Linked DNA regions of Homo sapiens: region 2 is linked to region 1. Evidence: chromatin loops called from intact Hi-C (ENCODE). Cell type or tissue: gastrocnemius medialis. All regions are shown on one strand.

Region 1 (8,000 bases):
CTTTGTTGCAGGTACATTTGTTTTCTTACCCAGGCACTTGACTGTATGTGCTGATAATGTCATTCTGGAGAAGGAGAGTCAATTGCATTCTTCTTTGTGGATGAACTAAATCAGCCACATAGGCATGTTTGTAAGAACCAGGCTGAATGTTTCTTTCTGCCTATCCCCAGTTGCCGGTATCCTGCATAGAATAGGCTTAAGTGAAAAGAACCTGGAGTCTGAAGAAGCACAACACTAGTGTGTTTTCATCATCATGTTTTAAATATAAGGTGAGGTATGCACTTTGTCCTTTCATTTCTTGAGGTGTGCCTCAATCTCTTCTTGAGTGTGCAGGGGAGAAAAGATTTCTTCCCTTGCCCATCATTAGGTTCATGGTGAAAACACCTACAACAATTGAGAGATTAATAACAAAAAAAGCATACAGATTCTTATGTCATATAATTTTTATGTGAAATGAGAGACTTCATAGGAAATGAAGACCCAAAGAAACAGAGAAGACTGTGTATTTTGCTACCAAGTTTGATGAAGAAGTGGATAACTATGAAAAAGTATGACTGGTCCAGAGGTATGATCTAATGGTAACAAGCTGGGGGGATCTTAGCAAGGCCTACTTGTTTATATTTTTCTCTCTGTCCCTGTGTCTACAGAGATAGGGAAAAAAGAGACAAAGGCTTTCCTTTTGGGGGGTATAGGTATATAAATGTGTACAGAATTGATATCTTTAGGACGTTGAGTGTTAAAATCTGTTAGTTGGATGTAATTCTCCTTTTCATTTTTTGTTCTTTAATATATAGTCATGCATCATTTCATGACATGAATAGATTCTGAGAAATGTATTGTTAGGCAATTTCATCATTGTGTGAATATCATAAAGAGTGCTTACTTACACAAACCTAGATGGTATAGCCTCCTACACACCTAGGCTGTATGGTATAGCCTATTGCTCCTAGGCTATAAACCTGTGCAGCATGTTACCAAGTACTGTAGGCAACTGGGACACAAATCACCAGGCCATAGCAATTCTTCAGCTCCATTATAATCTTATGGAACTACCATTGTAATATGAGGTCCATCATTGACTAAAATGTAGTTATGTGGTGCATGACTGCATTTTATTAAAATTTCAACATTTTTCCCATAAATTTTTGTATATTTTAAGATTGATTTTAGGAAATTAATAACTGATATTTACTGTAATTGGTATCTTTTAAATTACATTTTCTTATTACTTATGTGTAGATTTTACATAGTGATTTTGATTCCAATTTATAGTTTCACTTATTGCTTTCAATACCCATTATATGTAAATAACAATGACTTTAATTTTGTTTTTCAAATATTTATACATTTTTTTCTTGCTTCAATGAACTGGCAAGCTCCTTCAGGAGAAGAGTGACTAGAACTGCTATTAAAGCAATTCGTGACTTGTTCCTGACTGTAATTAGGTAATCACTGAGCATTATAATTGCTGTATAATTATCACCTTCAGAAAGTCATTTTTCCCCAGTTTTCTGTACATTTTTGTCATGAATGGACATTGAATTGTCTCAATAATTTTTCCGTATCTAATGAGATAATCGTGGAATTTAATTCCTTTTATATGTTCATGTAGTATAATTCATTAATTGATTTTCTATTAATTCTTCTATTAAACATCTCCTACTGAGGCTGGGCATGGTGGCTCATGCCTGTAATCCCAGCACTTTGGGAGGACGAGGTGGGTGGATCACCTGAGGTCAGGTGTTTGAGACCAGCCTGGCCAACGTGGCAAAACCCTGTCTCCACTAAAAATACAAAAATTAATTGGATGTGGTGGCACGCACCTATAATCTCAACTACTCGGGAGGCTGAGACAGGAGAATCACTTGAACCCAGGAGGTGGAGGTTGCAGTGAGCCGAGATTGTGCCATTGCACTCCAGCCTGGGCTACAGAGTGAGACTTCTTCTCAAAAAATAAATAAATAAATAAATAAATAAATAAAAATAAATAAACAAACAAACATCTCCTACTGTATTATCCTCTTGTCACATTGCTGGATTTGCTTTGTAACTTTGTTTCTGGTTTTGTATCTATGATCACAATGGAGGTTGTACTGTACTGCGCTTGTCAGTGTCAGTATGATAAACTTACACTGAACACATTTGTGGTAGTCTCTTTCTACACCTTAAAATCATTTATGAAAGATGCATTGAGTCCTTTGATGGAACTTTCTGTAAACTGGGCCTGGTGGTTTCTTTGGAGAAAGAGTTGACCTATTGATAAAATTTCAAATGTGATTATGGAACTGTATAGCTGTTCTAACTCTTCCTGAGTCTTTATTTTTCTTCTTCTTCTTCTTCTGTTTTTTTTTTTCCCAGAATTCCTGGTAAGACTGAAGAGTCTCTATTTTTCAACTCTCTACTCTGTACCCTGGTTCAAGCCAGACCATTGCTCTAACATTCTCTTCACAGTCAAGACTACCCCTTTCTGAGCTTAGGTTTATTTGCAGAGAGGTCTTCTATTTTACCCCCCCAACACTGAGCAAGCCTGGGCTTGTCTCCTGACTTTCCCAACCCACAGGCTGACAAACCAAAGTTTCAGTGTATCCCAGTCCATAAATATCTTCAAGGGAAAAGTTGGTTTCCTTGCTGTGCTTGTTTCTATGAAGTCATACTTTCATTGTGTTTCAGTCTTCTAATACGTATTATTTAATTTTGTTGACAGGAGGTTAAAGGCATTTACATATATTTTTCATTTTATCCAACATTTTTAGTTGTTTTTAGCCACAGGATAGTCAAGGTATCTAGACATTCATACCACCAGAGATGAAGGCTTACCTTCATTCTCAATTATATGATTTGTTAAATGCTTAATGTGCTTCAGGACCTACTTTTCTAATTTTTATTTTTTTCAATTATTCCCTTTTTTCTGGACAATAACTTAGCAATTTCTAACACTATCCTAACATGTCAACAACTCTTATTTCTTTATGTTTTCGATGCATTTAGAGCAATGACATTAATTATAAAAATATTAATTGAGTTTTTTTCTTCATAGCAGGTGTGTTACCAGAAAGGGGTCCCAATCTAGACCCTAAGAGAGGGTTTTGGATCTTGCACAAGAAAAGAATTCAGGACAAATCTACCGAGTAAAGTGAAAGCAAGTTTATTAAGAAAGTAAAGGAATAAAAGAAAGCCTACTCCATAGACAGAGCATGGTGTTCCCAGAAGGAAGAGAAGGAACACATCCACCTTAAACAGAGCATGGTGTTCCCAGAAGGAAGAGAAGGAACACATCCACCTTAAACAGAGCATGGTGTTCCCAGAAGGAAGAGAAGGAACACATCCACCTTAGACAGAGCATGGTGTTCCCAGAAGGAAAAGAAGGAACACATCCACCTTAGACAGAGCATGGTGTTCCCAGAAGGAAAAGAAGGAACACATCCACCTTAGGTACAATGCTCATTTATATATAAAACAGCAAAACAACAAAAAAAAACATGGGGGAGGTGTGCTCTGCTACAAGGGCTTGTGATGAAGGATTGTTAATCTTTGCATAACTACTCTCTTCCACAAGAATCTATATTATTATCTTTAAAGCAAAACTTATTCTTAAACTAAGAATGTTCTTGTTCTTAGGATATTGGGACATCAGGACATTTTCTGGGTCTGTTATCTCCTGGATCTGTTAAATCCTGGTGTTAGCGGCAGCAAATCCATATGGGTCTGCAGCAACCTCAATCCTCGCCTTCTCTGAAGAAAGAATTCAGCCAAGGGGCATAAGGCAGAGTGAGAGGCAAGTTTTAGAGAAGGAGTAAATGTTTATTAAAAAGCACTAGAGCAGGAATGAAAGGAAGTAAAGTGCACTTGGAAGAGGGCTGAGTGGGCGACTTGAGAGAACAAGTGCACAGTTTGAGCTTGGGGTTTATATGTTGGCATGATTCCAGGGTGTTGCGTCCGTTCTCCCCGTAGTCTTCCCTCGGGGTGGGCTGTCTGCATGCGGGTTGGCCTGCCAGGACTTGGGAGGGGTGTTGTGTCCCTTCTCCCCTCAGTCTTCCCTCGGGGTGGGCTGTCTGCATGCTCGTTGGCCTGCCAGCGCCTGGGAGGGACCGCATGGGCAGTGTGTTTACTGAAGTTGTACCCATGCTCATTTGAGGCGTTCTTCCCCTACCAGTTGAGTGTTCCTAGAAGGTCACACACCAGTTAAACTGCACCATTTTGCCTCTTAGTGCACATGCTTAAGCCCACTCGCCCAACCCCCGAGATGTTATTGGGAAGACGATCACTAGTTTCAGGTGTTTCTATCTATTGGGAGATGGGCTTTCCCTGGCACCGGCTGTGACCAATTATTACTTTAGAGAGAAAGTTTAACAACTGCCTGACCATCACCAGATGGCTGCCTGATACTCCTGGTGTGGGAAGGGGGCAGCTCTCCTGCCCTGCTCACTGTCTGACTAGCCACCCACTGTAACACCGGGTCGGTTTTGTAAACATATTAACTTGTTTCCGTGACTGCAAATATCCTGTGACTAAGAATGCCTGATTTCCTGGCAATGCAGCCCAGCAGCTCTCAGCCTCATCTGACCCAGCCCCTATTCAAGATGGAGACGCCCTGGTTCAGACGCCTCTGACAGATGCTCCAAGATGATGTGAAGGTAAGTGTCATAAAACGTGGAGTGAGCTTCTAAGGAGGGATGTTCTGGGCTGTAGTGGGGAAGTCTCAGACAGATGACTTCATGAAAAGAATTTAAAAAATGTTTTAAAGTGGAATGTTTAAATGTAGCCTATTAGCCTGGTCACATGTAACTTATTTCAGTCAATCAGATTAAATCTTTATTTCAAGCATTTTCATTATTCTTATTCTAGAGTAAATCTCTAAATGCATTTTCAGCCACACTTTCATTTCTCATCAGCTCAACCTAACGCCACAAGTATAATCCGAAATAATTTTAGGTATGTAGACATTTAAAGAAAATGTTCCTATTTGACATTTGATTTTGTTCCACATAACTTGGCTACAGGCAGATATAAAGGAGGCAACTGTAGTGGAAAAAAACGAGCAGGAAGCTCTGCATGAGGAGACCTGGGGACTGATGCTCTCCCTCACTCCTTGAAGTTCCTAGGACAAGACACTATCCTCTCTGAGCATCAGTTTCCTCGTGTACTCAGTAGAGTCAACAATAAATTTCCTTCCACAGTTTTGATTAGAATAAACATCATCAGAACGTGATGCTAAAATGACTCTTTTACATTTCAAATCTATTCATTTCATTCTCCTGTTTAAAATCCTTCAACATCTTGCCATTTTATTTGCAATAAAATTTAACACCCTTATTAGCTGCATACATAACCTGGTTCCTTTTCAGCCCTTTTATTTCTTGACTCTCCTCACTGCCCCCGCCAGCTGCTCAGCAGGGCTCCTGCCACACTGACCTCCTCTGGGACTCCAAACAATGGGCTCCTGCCCCTGTCATCTTAACTCCTATTTTTCCTACCGCCTGGATGCTTTTCTCCTTGTCTTCCTGTCTCTGAGGTCCCAGCTCAGACACTGCTCACAAGAGAGTCTTTCTCGCCCTGTCTGATGGAGCACCCCTACCCAGTGCCCCAAAGTGTTGATTCTAGCCTTTATTATTATTATTCTGAATAAAACATGGGTTTTATTTGGGGGAACTTACATACAGTGATGGTCCAGCAGCGGCAGGCTGGAGAGGAGAATGATAAGCACTTGTAAAAAGCATGCAGTTTATATAGCACCCTCACGTGGCACCCTCCCCTCAGCAACCTCCATGTGGCAACCCTAGTTTCTTGAGTTATTTCTGTCAGGTACATCTACCACACAGTGTTGCTATTTTTTTAAAAAAATTATCTATATGTAGAAATTAGAATCGATTCTAGCCTCCGAGGCTGTGGCTGCATGGTCCAAAGAGCTCCTCACAGGGTGACTTTCTGGCTGACCCCTGCTAGAGTGTAAGCACCTGAGGGCGAGGCTCTGGCTTCCGCTGTGGAGTTCTGAACAGCTCAAAGCACCTGCCAGGCATTAGTCGCTGCATTTTGAATAAATGGATAGCTGTTTGGCTATGAATGCGTATTGAAAACTGTAAAGTGTTATTCAAACACATGGCATTTTGACTACATGTTTTATAGTCTGTTTTTTACATAGCCTGAGATTGTCAGCAAAGTCAGGTTGTATCATCATTCAGATCCAAGGTTTGATGCTCCATATGGCAGAGGCCCTGCAACACCAAGGCTTCGCGCTGACAGCAACTCCAATGACAGCCCAGGCTGCTCCTCGTGGCACTGCTTGAAAGCATATCTTGAAAGCCAGCCTTCAGCCTGGACAGATGAGCACTTCCAGCTGCTGTTTTTAGCATATTTTCTAAATGGAGGCACTTTAACCACCGGTGCCTTCCGTGTTTGCTGGAATCCTAAATTCAAATATGCATTTTAGGAAGTGATACTGAGACAATGTCTGTGTGACAGCAAACAGGCAACATTTTCAACTCTGTCAAGCACAGAGACCCAGTGACAGACAACCAAGGAATGTATTGTTAGAGGTAAAGCTCTTTGTGGAATAATGTTAATAGTAGATGCTTTAATCACACATTAAAATTCCAAAGCACTTTTCATGAGCGTTACAAATTCCATTTAGCATAGTCCATTGCATTTCTTGTCATAATTGTACTGAGTCACGTTCCTCACTCATATAATAAGCACTGTATTACCAAACAACCATGACTCACTTGACCATTTAGAGAAGTCTCCAATATATTGTCCAATATATGGGAGACATGCTTGACATGGTTGTTTGGTAACAGAGTGCTTATTACATTGTGCATTCATAGCCAGGCAGCTATTCATGTATTCAAAATGTACTGACTAAATGCCTCAAATGGTACTGCCTGGCAGGCACTGTGAACTTTTCAAGACTTCTCTAAAACAGTGGGGTCAAGCCTATGAGGGGACTGCTCGCTAAAGGTGTCAGGTTACATAGCACTGTCAGCCGAACCAAAATGACTTAGCTTTGTGAAAGGAAAATAAAAACTCAGGACCTCAACTCACTATGCCAAAAGGAAAAAATGAAGCTGAAAGCTAAGTCATGCAAGAAACCGCCTTTCCCTTTGTTCCCAAGCAGACAACAGGTTAGTATCGCCACGGCTATCTACTCAACGTTCATTTTATCTCATTAAAGTGTCAGTTTTACGGAGTACAAGAGGAGTTGTAATTGACTAGTTCCCTACCTGCTTCTTTTCTCTTGCCACACGTGGACCACCATATCCTCTCACCTTCGCCTCCAGCCTACTTTTCCCCTTTAGATAGTGAAGCCCTCAAACTCATCTTTGGAGAAAGGCACAGACCAGACTGTTTCTGTGATTCCATGTTTGTGTGTGTGTGTGTGTGTGTGTGTGTGTGTGTCTTCCAGGCATGTCCTTAACCTTGGCAAAATAAATTTGTGAATTGACTGAGACCTCTCTTAGACACTTTTGGTTTACAGTGTGGTTGGGTGCTCAGACTAGTGAGTGTTTTGTTCCATGCATCAAATGACCAGTCGATGGAATCCCTTATCAGCAGAATCCATCTCAATGTGCTTCCAGAAACCGCTGCACGGTTCCACTCATCACAAACACAGTGCCTCCGGATCCTGTCCTACTTGCCCCAAATTCTGTTATTGAACATGGATTGGTTCTTCACATATTTATCTTCACTCCATCAGAGCTTCTGGTACATAATAATGATGGATAAAGAGTAAGAACAGTTTTATGTACCTTCTGATTCTATTTTAAGACTTTTGACCCTTGATAAGAAATTGACTTTGCCCACAAAGGTTTTCTCCTGTTAACTAAATATTTATCTAGAGGAGTAAAACACATGAACTGGGGGGAAAAGGGGATGCCTCCCCGTGTGGGCAAGTCAGCCAAATCCACATGGGGCGTATGGAATGATGGGCATATAAACCAGAACACAGGGACATCTTTGAACATAGCTGATGGAAGCCCCCTCCTGCTCCACTCCCATCATCTTCC
Region 2 (8,000 bases), 230 kb after region 1:
GCAGAAAAATCTACTGAAACCAGCCCTTCCTGTAGCATTTTTTTCATGTACAGGGATTCTGGAACTCACAATTAAGTGAATATGTAACAAGACAAGCATAAATCTTGTCAAGTCATAACTTTACAGAAATCATAGTAGATTTGCAGACTGAAACAAGCTTTGAACATTCAGAATATTGCTGGTTTTGCTCACTTTATTCAGGCTCAAAGGTCTCTGTAGGACAAATAAAATTTTCTTTGAATATCCTGAAGCATGAATAATAATTTAAGTTTATTCTGCATGCCTCCTTCTCGACATAGTAATAGAATAAAGGTTTGAGGCACTGTTCTTTGAGCCTCTTGTATAATATATCTTCAACAGTAAAGTATATCATATGTTTGGATTCTGGACATAGACAAGCAATTTATGCCTCAGTCACATCTGTTTGTTCCAGTTGTATTTTTATTGATATATGAGATTGCAATATTATTAATTAAGGTAAGAGACTTAAAAATTACAATGATAATGCAACTCATTACTTGCTCAAAATAATTATTTATGTTTTATACTACCTGATTTTAATCAAAATTAAATTATTCTGTATTTTCACATTTTCAAAAATTATATGTTTAAAAATCATAAATTAAATATCTAGGATTATAGAAAGCATGTATGTTTCAATACAACAATGGCTCAATAAAACCTTGTAAAACCAATACAACAATGTATTGCAGCTATAAATAAATAAGGTTTTTTTTTCTTGCTACTTCTGCATTATTTTGACATTGCCTCTTATTGGTTTCATTGATATAAGTATATCCTAAATCATTGGATTGGTTCATAAATAATTTTATGGTTCTTAATATCTTGTCTTATCTTGACCAGATATATCCAAGTGTTGCTAGGATATAGCAAGTATATGCCTGAAAATCTGTCTCCTCTTAGAGAAGAGAAGCAGTCTCAGAAGCAGAACATACTGTCAGTGATAACCTGGAAATTAGATTTTCTGTAAGGCACATATAAACTCATCAAATATTTAGAGGGCCTTATGTTAATAGTCATATCAGGAAATATGCCTACATTCAGCACTATGGGTTGTGGTAACCATGTAGATGAAACCAAAGAATATTCTGTTTATTTCTAGTACCTTTTTATCTTTAATTGTAAAAATGTTATTTATTGAATAACCATTTCCTCTTTATCTCTGTAGCCAGTAAAAATCAAGAGCTGGCAGCTCTCCATGTTTTGACTTATGTCTCCTAGAGAAGAATAGGCACCCTGCCTGGAGCATGACTACACAACACGGTGTAACTTGGGTGAACTGTTAGATCCTTCAGTGAACAGAACGACATTGCTCTACCCTGATAAAAGTACTGCTGTTGCAACAATTAAGCTCTTTCTCCATGTTTTCCACCTCAATAATAAGACTCCTATTCTCCCTCTTCCCCCAGAAAAGAAGTTACAGGAAAATTGTGGACTATAATTAAAATATTTTCTTGAATCTATGAATAGGAGACCATCCTTAAGTACGGTGAATTGTGAAGAGAGATGTGTTGTCTTCTCTGTAAATATGTCTTTGGAAATCAGTACAAAGTTGAGCTACAAAGTAGCAGAACTCTTCTGCACTAAAGGCACAAAATGATTAGCCCCATGAGGAATGATTAAGAACTGTGACTGGAAGTTGACATAACAAGGCTTTCATCTATTTCATTTCCTGCATAAAGAATGTCTAGCCCATCCTGTATGAAGGAGTGACTGTACTGATTCACTGCTGGGATTTGAACTGGCTGATAGGAAATATATTAAAGCTAGTTACAGTAATAGTCAAAAAACTGTTTACTTACATGGGCTTAAGACTAACTTTTGTCCTATCTTAGGTACTTTACGGCCTCCTACGCAGAAGTTTGGTGTTTGCTTTAGGCCTGGGAACCTGGCCTTTAATCTTTACCCTCTAGTGGTATTTACTCACAACTTTTGTTAATTAGTCTTACTGAATAAATGCAAACCTGACTAGTGGATCAGGGCCGAGTCGCAGCTGTTTACAGAACTCAGCTTGGAGCCTGTAAGCTGCTCAGACCCTCAGCTGGACTGGCAGAGCATTTTATTTGCTATGAGAATACCGTATTAGGCAAAACCGCATACTATAAAAATGCTTTAAAATGCTCAGGAGCAGATGTGTGTGTCAGTGTACTTTATTCATCTGTCGGAATCAGGGGTCTGCAGGAACAGACCCCCCCGCAGCTAGTGCCCTCGTGAAAGGAGCACTGCCTCAATTCATCACATTAACCTGTTCTTCAGGCCCCTTCATTCAATATGTCTTGACGGTCGGCACATATCACCAATGTTTCACATTAGTACAAATGACAGCTGCCATTTAACTATGATAAGTGAATATCATGAATGGCTGGTGATGTGACAATGATATTTTCTTTTAGTGTTAATAACATTTTAAATGTAATTCGGTATAAAATTTAGCATTTCAAATACAGGTGCCATTTAGTATAAATTAATTACAGGTGCCATTTTACTATGATAAGTCAATAACATGAAAAGCTGGTGACGTAACAATGATATTTTCTTTCAGTGTTAACATTTTTAAATGTAATTCAATGTAAAATTTAGCACTTCAATACATTTTTACTACTTCCTTTGGTTCACTTCCATTACTGGAAACATCCTATTTCTTTTAATAAAACCACATATAAGGTCAAATATTTGGGATGCCAAGGCAGGAGGATTGATTGAGGCCAGGGGTTCAGAACCACCCTGGGATACACAGCAAGAGTCTGTCTCTACACAAAGTAATAAATTATCCAGGCATGATGGCTCACAGCTCCAGTTCCATCTACGCTGGAGGCTGAGGTGGGAGGATTGCTTGAGCCCAGGAGTTTGAGGCTGCAGTGAGTCGAGATTACCCCACTGCACTCCAGCCTGGGTGATAGAGAAAGACCCTCTCTCTCTTAGGAAAACAAAACAAAACAAACGGTCAAATAGAAATTTGCCTGCTCTGCCATATACATGGCCCACTTAAAAACTAAAAATACAACAAATATATGTATAACAGTCTTTGTTTCTAAAATATTTTGATACACAATGTCCTTTCAGTATTCGCAGCCAAGTTATGTAAGATAATGGAGCCAGGCATGTCTCATGCACTTCACATAGCTCAGTGCTGTGCTTATTGTCTTCAACAGTTATGTGAATTAGAGCTTTAATATAACTCATAGAATTAAAGTGGATGCATTGAAACCAAGCATTTTATAGTTACCTTTGCTATGCACATTTTGATATCCACATATACAAATATACAAACGGAAAGGTTTTAACATAGCTCCTGTCAACAATAGACACTGGGGACTCCTAGATGCTGGAGGGAGGGGGAGGGGGAAGAGTTGAAAAACTGTTGGCTGGATGCGGTGGCTCACGCCTGTAATCCCAGCACTTTGGGAGGCAAAGGCGGGTGGATCACCGGAGGTCAGGAGTTCGAGACCAGCCTGGCCAACACGGCAAAACCTTGTCTCTACTAAAAATACAAAAAAAAAAAAAAAAAAAAATTAGCCGGGTATGGTGGTGCATGTCTGTGATCCCAGCTACTTGGGAGGCTGAGGCAGGAGAATTGCTTGAACCTGGGAGGCAGAGGTTGCAGTGAGCCGAGATCGCACCACTGCACTCTAGCCTGGGCAACAGAGTGAAACTGTCTCAAAACAAAACAAAACAAAACAAAACAAAACAAAACAAAAAACTGTTGGGTACTATTCTTGGTATCTGAGTGACCGGTCGCTTCATACCCCAAACCGCAGCTTCATGCAGCATACACAGGTAACAAACCTGCACATGTACCACCTGAATCTAAAAAGTTAAAAAAGAAATAAGAAGAATAAAATTCCTGAATAGATTTGAAGACTCGAAAGTTGACCCAAACCTCCCAGTAACTTTCAGGTTATCCGGTACAAGTGAGACCTACTGACATTGAGCACTGCTGATCATGAGAAACTGGAGGTAATCAATCGTGAACCTGAGAACATGAAATTCAATATAATTTAATTTCATGAAACTGAGAACATCTTTGACAATTTTGCAGATGCATGCATTTATTTTATTATTTTTTAATTCTCTAGTGTGACACATGATTCAATTTTGAAGCGTGTTATGTATTTTTCTGGGGGAGACAAAAGGCACGTCTTTGTGAATACTCCTTTTCTGCATTACGGTCCTATTTGAGTATGTGGTTATACACTTCCAACCCTTGACATCTTTAAAATTGTTTACCTTTTAAAAACTGAACAGAATTAAGATAACTCTCATGGTGCCGATCACCCTGCATTCCTTCTTCTTGGATGACAGCTCATGCTATTTGATGTGATTGAAGCTTCTGTACCCCTCTGTGTTGACCAGCATCCTAAACTGGGCACTGATTGCCTTCACTAATTTGCTTTATGAATAAAGCCGGCCTAGAGATCAGTTGTTCAATACTTAATTTGCTAGGATAAATCTAAGACCTTCAGATCAAAGACATTTTTAGTTATGTAATACAAAGTTGTACATGGATACATATTTCAGAGGAATATTAAAAAGTACCCCAACTTATTCACAATCTTTGAGAAGCTATTAAACCTGAGAAGAGAACTAAGCAGTTTCTCTAATTACTAACATATATCACACATTTTATGGCTGTATTTCAATTAGGGTCTCTTCTCTCTGTGCTCTCAATGTCAAAGTTTCCTTTCTGAGTTCATTAGGGTGCTTGAAGACGAGGAGAGAAAGTTTGCATGCACCTGCACTGCCCCCATCACTACCTGCTCAGAGCCGTGTGGCAATCCCCATATTTTCCTGACAGCCTTAACTACACCCTTACTTTTCCTTAAGCACTTTAGTGTGACTAACAGAAGCTCTTGAACTGAAGTCAAATACCATTTCATTTTTTATACTCTGGAAAATGAGAAGGCAGTCATAGAAGTAAAACCAGAAACCATAAAACAAACACGTAAGTTTTGGGAGTTTTCTATGCCATAGAGAACGGAGAAAAGAAAAAAGAAATCATGACAATAAAGTATGATGATGTTAACAATGGTAGCAACAGGGCTTTCCTGGTCAGAGGATGCTCTAAGCACTTCACCCACGTCATCTCATTCATTCCTCACAACAATCTCATTAGATGTGTGCTATTTTTAGCCCCATTTTAAAAAGGAGGAAACAGGAATTAGGATGTTGAAAAATTGCTTAAGGTCATATATCTGGCAAGGCCTGTGGCTGTCATACAAAAATGACAATCAGTAGTAATTGCAGCTTTATGAGTCTCAATCCCTTTGCTTGCACAAAGGAGGATGTATGTGAGAATAGAAACAGCCTGAACTTTGTTGCTTGTTGGATTCCACGCTCAGGATTCTGACATATTTCCTTGGGTAGATTTTACATAGATGGGGACCTTTGATAGTTTCATTTCACAGAAAATGAAAATAATGATACCTACCACGTAGGAGTTTGGGGGGTTGAAAAGTTAACATGTTTCACATGCCTTGCACAGTTCCTGATACATTGAAATCAATAAATATGAGTTCTTATTCTTTCCCTCTTTAAATAATGGTGGAGGGAAAAATGATACTCAAGGATTCTATGATTCTTAAACAATGATTTCAAAATAAGTTCATTATTTGGAGGATTGAGAAATATAACTGGTGAAAATGTGTAAGTACATAAGAATGTACATAATTCCAAAGTTACCATAAAATATTTTTTAAAAAAATAAAATTATTAAAATTGGATTCAGAGGATTCTAAAAAGATGTGATATATACTTGATGTTAAAAATGAAGGATACGCAACAAACTGAGTTTGCAGTAGGAAGGGAACTTATGAAGTGGAAGAGTTTGGGACTTTTCAAGGAGAAGTGAAACAGGGCCAGTATTAAACACTGCATAGCCTTTTAAAGGGGCAAAAATGCGCTCAGCATCCTGAAAGTAACTATTCAGAGAAGGCCAGAGAGGGCAGAACATGTTTAAGCAATTGATACATCCAAGCTAGATAGAAACAGAGAGTTTTTAATGATACAGAGTTGAGTAGTAGGAGATAATGCAGAAAAGAACATTTGCAATGAAATTTAGAATAACCATAAAAGTCTAGGGAATTTGTTCTCGATCCTGGTAATAAAAGGAGTTAACTACTCAGGGCTGGACTTTATTGCTTCTTGCATTTTCTCATGCCCTCTTCACTCCTTGATTCCTGTAATATCAGTTCATAATTATTCTCTCCTACAGGATTCCCTAGAACTGATGGCCTTTGTTATGTACACCACCACCAGATGCTCATGTCCCTTGTTTCCCTTTATCATAAAACTTACCACACAGGACTGTAATTTCTTGGGTATTTGTCTTCTTTCTAGACAGTAAGCTTCTTGAGAACAGAGATCTTCTTTAACTCATATTTGTGTTTGTATAATGCATTTTATGTTTTACAACAGTTTTTGACTGGAAAATTTGAGACCGTAATACAGAGAATCCTCATGTACCCCCACAGAGTTTTCCTTATTATTGACATTTTACACTAGTAAGGTACCTTTCTTAAAATTAATGAACCAATATTGAAACATAATTATTAACTAAAGCCTTTAGTTTCTCAGATTTCTTTAGTTTTTATATAATGTCGTATTTCTATTCCAGGATCCCATCCCAAATACAACTTTACACTTAACTATCATGTCTCTGCAGTTTCTTCCTGACTGTGACAGACTTCCTTTGTTTTTGATGACCTTGGCAGTTTTGAGGAATATTGGCCCTGTTATAGCAGGATGCCTCTCTATTGGAATTGATCTGATGTTTGTCTCGTGAGTAGATTGCTAGTCCTGTTCATTGGAAAGAACACCACAGAGGTAAAATGCTATTTTCATTATCACAACATATCGAGGTTACATTCTGTTAAGATGGCTAACAACCTGTTAAGATTGACCTAATCAATCGACTGAGGTTTGCTAGGCTTCTCTGCTGTACAGTTCCTTTCCCTGCTCTTTCTACACTGTAATCTTTGGAAGGAAGTCACCATGTGCAGCCCACACTTAAGGCATAGAGGATGAGGCTCTTCTTCTTTCACGGTGGAGTATCTATATAAGTGTTTTGGATTCTTGGCCCAGGCATTCTCCACCATTTGTTAATTTATTCAGTCATTTATTTATATTGATAAGTACTGATGGATTTTATTTTACACTTTGGGTTATCATTGAATTTACTTTATTTGGTTGCTCAAGTCACCTCTGTTTGGATTTTGGTAGCTCTTTCAGTTGACTCCTGTGTCTCCTTGACACACCCCTACCAATGTGTGTTTGTGTGTGTGTTTAGCACTTCCTTACTTTCTGAATACAAGATATCAGATGCTCATCTTGTATATTTCCTTTTCAATGCTAGAATCAGCCATTTCATCAAGGAGCCGTTTCCTTTTATTAGAGAATGGTATTAGAAACCAAGATGTGGAAACTGGGTGTGCTTCTTGCTACTAGACTATTGTTTCTTCGGTGTCATACCATCTGACATAGAAATGAAATCTATGTGCACACACTAACCCATGTATTTCTATAAATATTTCCATATGCAACCATCTGTGTCTGTATGAAGGACATCTGAGTGAAACGTGAATTTATACTGGTATCTCCAACTCTCATGCATTACCACATGGATCATTCTAACCTGCTCACTTTGCTTATCTGTAAACTCCTATCCCAACAATGACAAATCTGGCTACCATGGGCTGCCATCTATTTACTTAAATGTGTGACACTAATTTACATGTGTGAGAACTGTTATAGCAATGTCAGAATTGTTCATCTGTGTAACCCCTAGGAAACAATTGTAGGATCTGGAGGACAGTGCTTATACGCAAGTCATTTTGCTTTAGTCATTAAAGATCCCACTCACTTCCAAAGTTACTTAGATGTGTACCTTTTCCCTCCCCTGCTTCAGTGAGTCTGTCTCATACATGTGTACTAAGGTTAGAATCTCTGTTGTTGTTGTTGCTGTTGCTGTTGTTGTTGTTGTT

What was found. A loop is a pair of places that touch in the nucleus more often than their neighbours do. Peaks named below come from ENCODE experiments on the same cell type or tissue, not always from the same donor. Only the 100,000 strongest peaks of a DNase experiment are listed, where the experiment ranks them.
Region 2: it touches region 1 in a loop (27-fold over the local background); 2 of 110 quality-filtered maps call a loop at or near these places.

What each region holds. Positions count from the first base shown.
Region 1 is chr18:73,687,863-73,695,862 of GRCh38, reverse strand. LOC105372190 (a long non-coding RNA gene) reads left to right here and starts at 4,572. Exons shown (of 7, transcript XR_007066468.1): 1 at 4,572-4,634. RefSeq lists enhancers at 1-444, 3,571-4,071, 4,072-4,572. In gastrocnemius medialis, no CTCF peak of the experiment used is centred here; no DNase peak of the experiment used is centred here; H3K27ac peaks cover 2,091 bases.
Region 2 is chr18:73,455,561-73,463,560 of GRCh38, reverse strand. All of the region lies in intron 4 of LOC105372190 (a long non-coding RNA gene), which reads left to right. Among named protein-coding and RNA genes, the nearest start is that of LINC02582, 130 kb to the right of the region's middle. In gastrocnemius medialis, no CTCF peak of the experiment used is centred here; no DNase peak of the experiment used is centred here; H3K27ac peaks cover 916 bases.